Regions from separate parts of the Homo sapiens genome. Here region 1 is linked to region 2. The links are chromatin contacts, found by Hi-C or POLR2A ChIA-PET in ENCODE. All regions are on one chromosome and are shown on one strand. Each heading gives the region's core, a stretch centred on a gene start or an enhancer-like site at or near the end of the contact. The rest is flanking DNA. Distances are from core to core; before and after follow the strand shown.

Evidence for each region. Hi-C counts contacts between places; a loop is a spot of excess contacts on that map. ChIA-PET counts read pairs that join two places held with the same protein, here RNA polymerase II (POLR2A). Pooled maps may share reads with other maps.
Region 1: a loop to region 2 is called in a pooled map, with 2.2 times the contacts of the local background. The contact joins two enhancer-like sites. A Hi-C loop is called at or near these places in 10 of 168 maps with a recorded cell type or tissue (HAP-1, MCF 10A, esophagus muscularis mucosa and 6 more) and 15 of 50 pooled maps. POLR2A ChIA-PET finds 5 or more read pairs at or near these places in 10 of 52 experiments (AG04449, GM12878, HEK293 and 7 more).

Annotation. Positions count from the first base shown.
Region 1 is chr12:93,387,701-93,392,544 of GRCh38, forward strand. All of the region lies in intron 1 of NUDT4 (nudix hydrolase 4), which reads left to right. Among named protein-coding and RNA genes, the nearest start is that of NUDT4, 12 kb to the left of the region's middle. Within about 2 kb of position 3,016, at least 2 of the 41 ENCODE cell types and tissues checked have a DNase peak (open chromatin) inside an H3K27ac peak, as active enhancers do.
Region 2 is chr12:93,112,112-93,117,026 of GRCh38, forward strand. All of the region lies in intron 3 of LOC643339 (a long non-coding RNA gene), which reads right to left. Among named protein-coding and RNA genes, the nearest start is that of LINC02412, 60 kb to the right of the region's middle. Within about 2 kb of position 1,759, at least 3 of the 41 ENCODE cell types and tissues checked have a DNase peak (open chromatin) inside an H3K27ac peak, as active enhancers do.

The sequences.
Region 1 (4,844 bases), core at 1,766-4,265, 280 kb after region 2:
GGGACCGCTTCCAAGTGCATGACAGACCCCAGGTGATCACAGGATGGCCTAGCTATCACACTAGTTGGCCTTAAGTTAAAAGACTTTTCACTGTTATTGGGGTTGGGGGCAGGCAGGGGACTGTTTTAATTGTCCTTCTCTCTACTAATGCTGTTCATATTTTTCCACCCTGGCAGACATACGCCATCATCCAGTCTATTCTCTTATCTGGAGTGTATCCCTCAGTTCTTGCTCACTCTTAGTCACTGCCTTCTCCCCACCACCACCCCCCCAGATGTGGCCTTGCCCTCATTTGAACACTCAAATGAACTATTCAAGATGAGTAGGCAAGTACTTAATGAAACAGACAGACTTTCAAATCTGTCACCATGACATCTGTGTGAGACCTCTTTTCATAAGCTAGTTGTTTAGATGGCCAGTCATTTCTATATCACAGATATTAAGTACCCATTTAAAGCGATCATTTTATGGAAAGATAATTTGAAGTTATTGGTCTGACCAAATTTATTCTTCCTGAGATGTCAAGGGACTCTTGGATGATAAGTTACTGGATTAGGCTAAATCGTTTGTCCACAATTTATAATGATATAGATTTATATAGATGTATGTGTTCTTGCAGTTTTTAGACACAAAATATTGAGCATTCTATGTGACTGTATTCCAACCCCACCTCCAAGAATATAAGCTCTTTGAGGGAAAGATGTATATTCAGTATCTTTTCATCACATACAATTCTTGTTGAGTATCACACAATTAGTAGATAAGGAACAAAATCAGCAACTTCTTTCTCCACAGTGCTTCTCTTTAAGGTGGAGAACTTGTGCTGAATTGTCACTTTTTGACAGGAGTCAGTCTGTTCTCTGTCCTTCTAGAGGCTGAAGATTGTAAAGACAAAAGTGAATGGATTTAGTTTGGATACCATGTGCATGATGCTTCTTTCCTGCTAGCCCATTTTCATGATTCTGATTTTCTTTCGAAAAGCATTTTAAAGTGGTAAGGTTTTGCATGAAAATTTAAGTGGATAAATAACTAACAGTTACATATTTTACCTGTTCTGAAAAGGATATACCATTAATTGGCTGTAGATGTCCAATATGTGACCCTTGAGATGAGCACTTGAAATATGACTGGACTAAGGAATTGAATTTTAAATTTTATTTAATCTTAAATTTAGCCATATGATGCTAGTGGTGACTGTGTTAGCTGTAGACCCTCAAAAGCATGAAAGGTTCAAAAGTAGCAGAGTTTAGGACAGACTGGAATTAATTGGCAGATCAAGGGCCCAGAGGAGCCCAATTCTATCTGCAGGTTTGTCAATTTAGATGAGTAGACAAGTGCTTAATGAAACATGCTGGATTTTAAAACTACCATCACCAAAAGTTGGATATTAGCACATCTGCCTTAAGCTAGTAGTTTAGATGTGAATCATTTCTGGACCATAGATAATTACTCATTTAAATTTATCGGCCTTTTTTTTGAAAGATACATTTGGCTGGGTGTGGTGGCTCATGCCTGTAATCCCAGCAGTTTGAGAGGCTGAGGCGGGCAGATCACCTGAGGTCTGGAGTTCAAGACCAGCCTGACCAGCATGGAGAAACCCCGTCTCTACTAAAAATACAAAATTAGCTGGGCGTGGTGGCGCATGTCTGTAATCCCAGCTACTTGGGAGGCTGAGGCAGGAGAATCGCTTGAACCGGGGAGGCGGAGGTTGCAGTGAGCCGAGATTCTTATATCATAAATTACTGGATTGTGCTAAATCACTTATCAAATTTATATACTATTTTCATGAGGCTTTCTAAAAAGTAATTTATGAAAGAGAGATGTTGAGACACAAGGGTTCCATATTACTCATTTTTGGAAGAAAAGTTTAGTCATGCTGATGTCTTGTAGATGCAGGATTGGTTTTAAATCTGAAGCATAGACCGGGCGCGGTGGCTGACACCTGTAACCCCAGCACTTTGGGAGGCCGAGGCAGGTGGATCACGAGGTCAGGAGTTCAAGACCAGCCTGGCCAAGATGGTGAAACCCCATCTCTACTAAAAGTACCAAAATGAGCTGGGCATGGTGGTGGGAGCCTGTAATCCCAGCTACTCGGGAGGCTGAGGGAGGGAATTGCTTGAACCAAGGAGGCGGAGGTTGCAGTGAGCCGAGATTGCACCACTAGACTCAAGTCTGAATGACAGAGCGAGACTCTGTCTCAAAAAAAAAAAAATCTGAAGCATAAAATGTTTCTTCAGAAAAGCAGACACATCTTATACTAATGGTTTTTCAACATTATTAATCTCCTGTAATTTAGCTCTGTCTTGGAGAACTGGAAACATCATAGTCAATGACCTAGATACATGAGACTTTGCATTTCATTTATTCAGGACTGCAACATTTTGAATATGGATGATTTTGAACTCCCTATTTACTATTTACTAAGTGATGATGTACTTTTCAGGCGGCTAGCCACCTGCGTTATGTCCCATTATTAACGTAATCCAGGAAGTTGCTTAGAGAGCATAGAATTGTGTAACAAGAATTTCATCTAGGCAATAGAAACCAGTTTATTCCTAACCCAAACCTAGTGACCAGAAAAAGAGGCCTGTAACTCTGCAGTCCGGACCAGTAGTTGCTGTTTACTTTTCCAGTGATGCGAGACAAACTCTTAACATTTTTATTTAACTTAAAAACTAACATTCACTTGCCAGTCTTGATAGAGGGCCAGTGCCTTTGGTTGCCATAGATCCTCTGTAAGCCTCCAATTTTGAATAAAATACAAAGGTTTTGAAATCTGATTTGTAGTTTCTCTGTTGAAAGTAGAATTTGAACTTAGAGACCCTTGCATGCACTTTTGGATTTTTAATTTTCTTTTTCTAATTTTCTATAAAGTCTCATCTGGGTATAATTTGATAATGTAATAACCCCCCCTCCCTTTTTTTGAGACAGTCTCATTCTGTCGCCCAGGCTGGAGTGCAGTGGCATGATCACAGCTCACTGTAACCTCGACCTCCTGGGCTCAGGTGATCCCTTCCACCACAGCCTCCTGAGTAGCTGGTATTATGGGCACATGTCACCATGCATGGCTGATTTCTGTATTTTTTTGTAGAGGGAGTTTTGCTGTGTTGCCCAGGCTGTTCTCACACCTGCCCGCCTTGGCCTCCCAAAGTGCTGGGATGGGATTACAGGCGTGAGCCACCATGCCTGGCCTGGAATGCTGCTTTTCTAAGAGGAGGTTCTATGCCTAAATAGATACTCTCTTTTAACTCAGCATTTTGGGGGCTTGAGAGAAGGGTGGGAGTTGCTGAATTGTCAGCTTGAAACTTTCCAGTTTGGAAAAGTTCCTGGTAACTTAGTCAAATGAGAGAGGACTCCTGTGCTGGCTGAGAACTCTTAAAGGCCAGCAGCTCCTGGCAGCAGGGAGGGAGCAGGGCAGATAGAAGTGCTGGCATGCATTTAAAAGAAAAAAAAATCAGTCATGGCTCTTGCCTGTAATCCCAGTTGGGAGGCCAAGGTGAGAAGATCACTTGAGCCCATGGTTTTGAGACCTGTCTAGGCAACATGGCAAGACCCCACCTCTACAAAATAATACGAAAATCAGACTGGGCATGGTGGCTTACTCCTGTAATCCCAGCACTTTGGGAGGCCAAGGCAGGCAGATCACTTGAAGTCAGGAGTTTGAGATCAGTCTGGCCAACGTGGCGAAACCCCATCTCTACTCAAAATACAAAAATTAGCTGGTCTTGGTGGGAGGTGCCTGTAATCCCAGCTACTTTGGAGGCTGAGGTGGGAGAATCACTTGAACCCGGGAGGCAGAGGTTGCTGTGAGCCAAGACCATGCCACTGCCCTCCAGCCTGGATGATAGGACGAGACTCCATTTCAAAAAAAAAAAAAAGTACAAAAATTAGCCAGGCCTGGTGGTGGGTGCCTGTACTCCCAACTGCTCGGGAAGCTGGAGTGAGAGGATCACTTGAGCCCGGGAAGTGAAGGCTGCAGTCAGCAGAGATTGTGTCACTGCACTCCAACGTGGATGTCCAAGTGAGACCCTGTCTTAGTTATCATCATCATCTCTATGCACACTGGGAATTAAACTTCGTGATAAACCCTATGTGTTTTCGAGGGAGAACTGTTTAAATTTACTTGAAGGTAGTATACTAAGATAATTTTGTGGACACTTTTGTTCAAATTGACTTATTTATTTTTATTTTTTATTTTTTTGAGACAGAGTCTCACTCCATTGCCCAGGCTGAAGTGCAGTGGTGCAGTCTCGGCTCACTGCAACCTTCGCTTCCTGAATTCAAGCAATTCTTGTGCCTCAGCCTCCTGAGTAGCTGGGACTACAGGAATGTGCTACCACACCCAGCTAATTTTTGTATTTTTAGTAGAGATAGGGTTTCACCATGTTGGCCAGGTTGGTCTTGAACCCCTGACCTCAGATGTCCACCCACTTCAGCCTCCCAAAGTGCTGGGATTATAGGCATGAGCCACCACGCTCACCTTGAGTTGATTTTAACTTAAGTGAAGTTCAACCTAAGCTAGCCCACAAATATTCCTTTGTTTCCCCCCCCCCCTTTTTTTTTTCCTTTTTTTGAGACAGAATCTAGCTCTGTTGCCCAGGCTGGAGTGTAGTGGCATGATCTCGGCTCACTGCAACCTCCGCCTCCCAGGTTCAAGTGATTCTCCTGCCACAGCCTCCTAAGTAGCTGGGATTACAGGTGCCTTCCACCACGCCCGGCTAATTTTTTGTATTTTTAGTAGAGATGGGGTTTCACCATGTTGGCCAGGCTGGTCTTGAACTCCTGACCTCAGGTGATCTGCCCACCTCAGCCTCCCAAAGTGCTAGGATTACAGGCATGAGCCA
Region 2 (4,915 bases), core at 509-3,008:
CATGATTTCCACCCATTGTACCCTCCTTACTCTCTTTGGCTAGAACTCAGTCATGCGTAGCTGCAGGGAAAGCTGGAGAAGCTAATGTTTCAGTTTTCTGAAACTCTGTAATATGGGCAAACAAGAAAAAAAGGGGGCTGTGAATGACTTTTACATAATCAATCCACAGTGTCGATCCCAACCCGCCCAGCACCGTCTCCCAGCACTTTCCCCAGCCACTCCTATGCACCAGCAAACAGAAGTCCTCTGCATTAGTCCATTTTCACACTGCTGATAAAAACATACCTGAAACTGGTTAATTTATAAAGAAAAAGAGGTTTAATGGACTCACAGTTCCATGTGGCTGGGGAGGCCTCACAATCATGGCGGAAGGCAAATGGCACATGTTACATGATGGCAGGCAAAAGAGCGTGTGCAGGGGAACTCCCCTTTATAAAACCATCAGATCTCATAAGACTTATTCATTATCATGAGAACAGCATGGGAAAGACCCACCCCTATGATTAAATTACCTCCCATTGGGTCCCTCCCATGACACGTGGAATTATGGGAGCTACAATTCAAAATAAGATTTGGGTGGGGACACAGCCAAACCATATCATCCTCATTCCAAGTGCACTTCAATCAATTGTTCTCTTGGCTCCCTTTTTTATTTTCATAATGTCCTCTTGCCTTCATGGACTGTTGAAATTCTTCCATGACTCTTCTCTGATCTCCCGTAGCTGGCATGACCCCTATCTTGTGTTAGGCCCCTTGGTCCTTCTGCTGCTGCCCCTGCTGTAGCACAAAGCACATTCTGATTTCATAGTTCCTCTACTAGAATGCAAACTCTTCAAGTCAGGGGTCATGCCCTGTCCAGTTTTCTACCCACCTTTAGAACCACATGCAGCTCCAGGATCATGCAGACATGAAGGAAATTGAGTGAGCTTCATGATTTAGCATGAGGAGGATGAGGAAAAGAAAGGTGGCACAAACAATTGGGGGACTGAAGGAGCTGTTGAGGAGGAAAGAAAAAGTCTCCTCTTCCCATTTAGGCCCTCTTCCAACTGGGCCTAAGAATTAAACTGATATATGACAGATTGACCGGAGAAAAGCATACAAGTTTAATTACAATTTTTACACATAAGCAGGGACCTTCACAAGAGAATGAAGGTCTGAAAAATTGACCAGACAGAAAGATTCTTGCTCTGTTTGCCCAGCCTGGAGTGCAGTGGTGTGAACACAGCTCACTGCAGCCCCAATCTCATGGTCTCAAGCAAACCTCCCATCTCAGCTTCCCAAGGTGCTGGGATAACAGCTGTGAGCCACCGTGCCTAGTGTTTTTGTGCCTTTTAGACAAAGAAACTATTAATTTGTGAAGAAATAACAAGACAAAAGGGTGTTGGCCAGGGACAGCAAATTGTGAGGAAGTGACTAAGATACATAGTAGAAAGAACCAGAGGAAAATAAGGGTTATTTTGGTAACTTTGTTTGTCCAGATCCATTTCAGCATTGATTCCCAGTGCCTGGTGATAAGAATGTTCCTCTCTCTCTCTGTCTCTTTCTCTCTTTTCTTCTCCACACCATGATTCTGTAAGGAATGTTCTTCTCTTGCTGGTTCAGGGTAGACACCTTTCTCATGGGAAATTTTATGGCCTGTTTAGGTTAAAAAAAAATGTGGAGGGGAGGGGTGGTCAGAAAGCCCTTCCTGCATCTGCTGTTTCTCAAGTGCCTTCAGCTCAAAGTCATCAATCTGCCAAAGTGGCCTATTTTGGGGTGGCATGTCCTGAGCTCCTTTAGAACAGATGACAGGCACAATGCTGGTGCCATCGTCAGCACCAGAACACTGCTGAGTTCTGTTTCAGACTTGTTGAGTGTGAGGTGATCATGGAATTCTCAAATAGAAATTTAAAACAGGCATCTACTTTCAGAAGAAAGGTCAGGATTTCTTTTTCTTTTTTTTCTTTTTTTTCTTTTTTTTTTGTTTGAGATGGAGTCTCGCTCTGTCACCCAGGTTGGAGTGCAGTGGTGCAATCTCAGCTCACTGCAAGCTCTGCCTCCCAGGTTCACGCCATTCTCCTGCCTCAGCCTCCCGAGTAGCGAAGACTACAGGTGCCCGCTACCATGCCAGGTTAATTTTTTTTTTTTTTTGTATTTTTAGTAGAGACAGGGTTTCACTGTGTTAGCCAGGATGGTCTCGATCTCCTGACCTCATGATCCGCCCCCCTTGGCCTCCCAAATTGCTAGGATTACAGGCGTGAGCCACCGCACCTGGCTGGTCAGGACTTCAATTGTAAGTTTGATACAAAGTGGAAAAGGCTGAAGATTTCATCCACAGTCTGAAAAGACCATATGAAAGAGGAAGGGGTGAGCTCCAAAGAACAAGCGTATGTCAAAAGTAGTGGTGGGCAAAGACTCAAATCTAATATCACTGAGGCTTCTGCCAGGCAGAGAGCAGTGGCCGTCTGCTCACCGCAGTGGCCAGTGTGTCTTTGTGAAGAGCAATGGAGGCCAGGATTGAGGTGAGTATTGTCAGTACCAACTCTAAATTTCAGATTAGCTGTGGATGGAGGCAGTAAATAAGCAAATGCGTTTGTCCAATTTCCTTACATTGCAAGTTGCAAAACCCACTTGAAGTTGGGTCGAGACCAGCTTAAGTAAAGCAGAATGTATTGGCTCATGAAAGAGCAGGATAGCTTTGGCTTCAGCCATGGCTGGATTCGGGGTCCAAGTAATGTCCTCAGGACTCTGTCTCTTTCCATCCATCTCTCATCTCTCTTCATTTTTGATTCTCTCTTAATGTTAGATTCATTGTCTCTCACTATGGATGGCTTTCCCCAGGTATCCAGGAAAGGTGACAGAAAGCAACTCTGGTCTATATCATCTTTACAATCTTGTGATCCAATACTGAAAAAAGAGCCTTTCTCTCTCTCTCTCCGCATTTAAACATCAAATCTCAAGGAAGAATCTGATTGGCTTTTCTAGGGTTTTCTGCCTCTTCCCATTCCAAAGGAATAGATTTATCTGATTGACTGAACTTAGATCACATGCTAACTTCTCTGGAAAGTGGGGGATTCCCCATAAAAAAGTAGTTCCATTAGCAGAAGAAGAGAAGAAGGCATTCTAGACAGAAAACAAAACAAAACAAAACAAAAAAACCAGAAGTCTTCTCTTAGAAGGACTGTTGCAAACAGGGTTTAATCATTTGGGTCCTGCTTCCTTGTCAGTGGATCCAGACGCATGGAGCTTATTGATAAGCACCTGTGGAGACGTGTTTGACTCGCACCCCTGCTGCTGCTGCGTGCTTGCCTGTTTAGCTAGAAGCCATTCTCTACCTTTCAGACGTATCCCCAGCAGAGGAACTGAATGGAGACTTAGGCCAGTCAGTCTCAAGGCTGGTTATTTTTAGTAACTGGATTCTGCCCTAGTTGCCTTATAATTACATCTGTTTTAGATTATATTTGGCTCCCCCCTCCGTGCCTTCCTGAGCTACATATTGGATTCCAACTCTGTATGCTATTTCTTCCAGGCCTAGAATATTATTTTCTTCTCTCCTGATATAATCCCCTTACCAAGATCCTATGGCTGGGTCTCCACTCTTTCTTTGAATGGCAGCTGTCTGTACTAGAGCTATCTGCAACTGGATCCTGAGCTCTACCCACTTGCCGAGACTTCTTCCTATCTCTACTGGTTGGACCACCCCTGCACCATCTCTGAAGGCTGGTTCAGTCTCTGAGTCCCACTCCACCCCGCACTGGCCAATCTCCAATTATGACAGCTGCTAACGTTCTTATAAAAACTTCCTTAGTCTCTAAATATAGAGGGTAATCAGACCACATGGAACAGAATTCATGGAAGCACCCAAACTGTGTTTATTGCGTTATAAACATTTGATCTTCTCTGCAGAACCATGAAGAAGTGGGAAGAATGCCCAGTTCCCCTACTTCTTTAGCACACTTTGCCACCTGGGCCCTGAAAGAGTTTGTACCACTGGCCAGGTGCAGTGGCTCACTCCTGTAATCCCAGCACTTTGGGAGGGCAAGGCAGGTAGATCACAAGATCAGGAGATTGAGACCACCCTGGCTAATATGGTGAAACCCCATCTCTACTAAAAATACAAAAAATTAGCCGGGCATGGTGGTGGGCGCCCGTAGTCCCAGCTACTCGGGACGCTAAGGCAGGAGAATGGCGTGAACCCAGGAGGCTGAGCTTGCAGTGAGCCGAGATCACACCACTAAACTCCAGCCTGGGTGACAGAGTGAAACTCCGTCTCAAAAAAAAAAAACAGTTTGTACTGCTGAATGGCAGTGTGTTAGAACCTTCATAAAACAGATCCTACTCTTTCTGCCTGAGCCTTTTCTTCCATAGAGTTCAGACTTTGTCATGGGATAGCTGCCCTCTGGCCCTTCCATTTCTCCCATAGCTCTTTCTAGGCTTTTGTATATAAAACTCAGTTTTCCCTTCCTTCAGGAAAAGAGCAAAGAACTCATGCATATGGATACACACAAATAGATTTTCTCAAGTCTGCCCCATTAATTTGCCAAACATGCCTGATGCCTAAAGAGAAACACCAGCAGAAGAATAGGTTCAGGTTGAAATCTCTGCAATAAGAAGAGTTGTGTTACTAGAAAACTGTTTCCCAATCTGGGTCTATATTACTAAAGCATTCTTGGTATGTGTACGGGATACCTCTCATGTACCACTTCACATCCTCTCAGCCCCACCTCCAAGTGCAGCCACTGCTGCAGTATTGCGCTCCATGTAGTCTTTGTCCAGCTTCACATGAGTGTAATCTCATCTTGTCTGGGTCCCCACCACATACCTCTTGCTTCCTGTACCAGGTCTTCTCTCATGCCAAGGTGCAGTATATCTAGGGGAACCTGCTTGGCACCCAAACGTTATAATCCAGAAGTAAGAGCGTGGCTAAGGCTGTTGG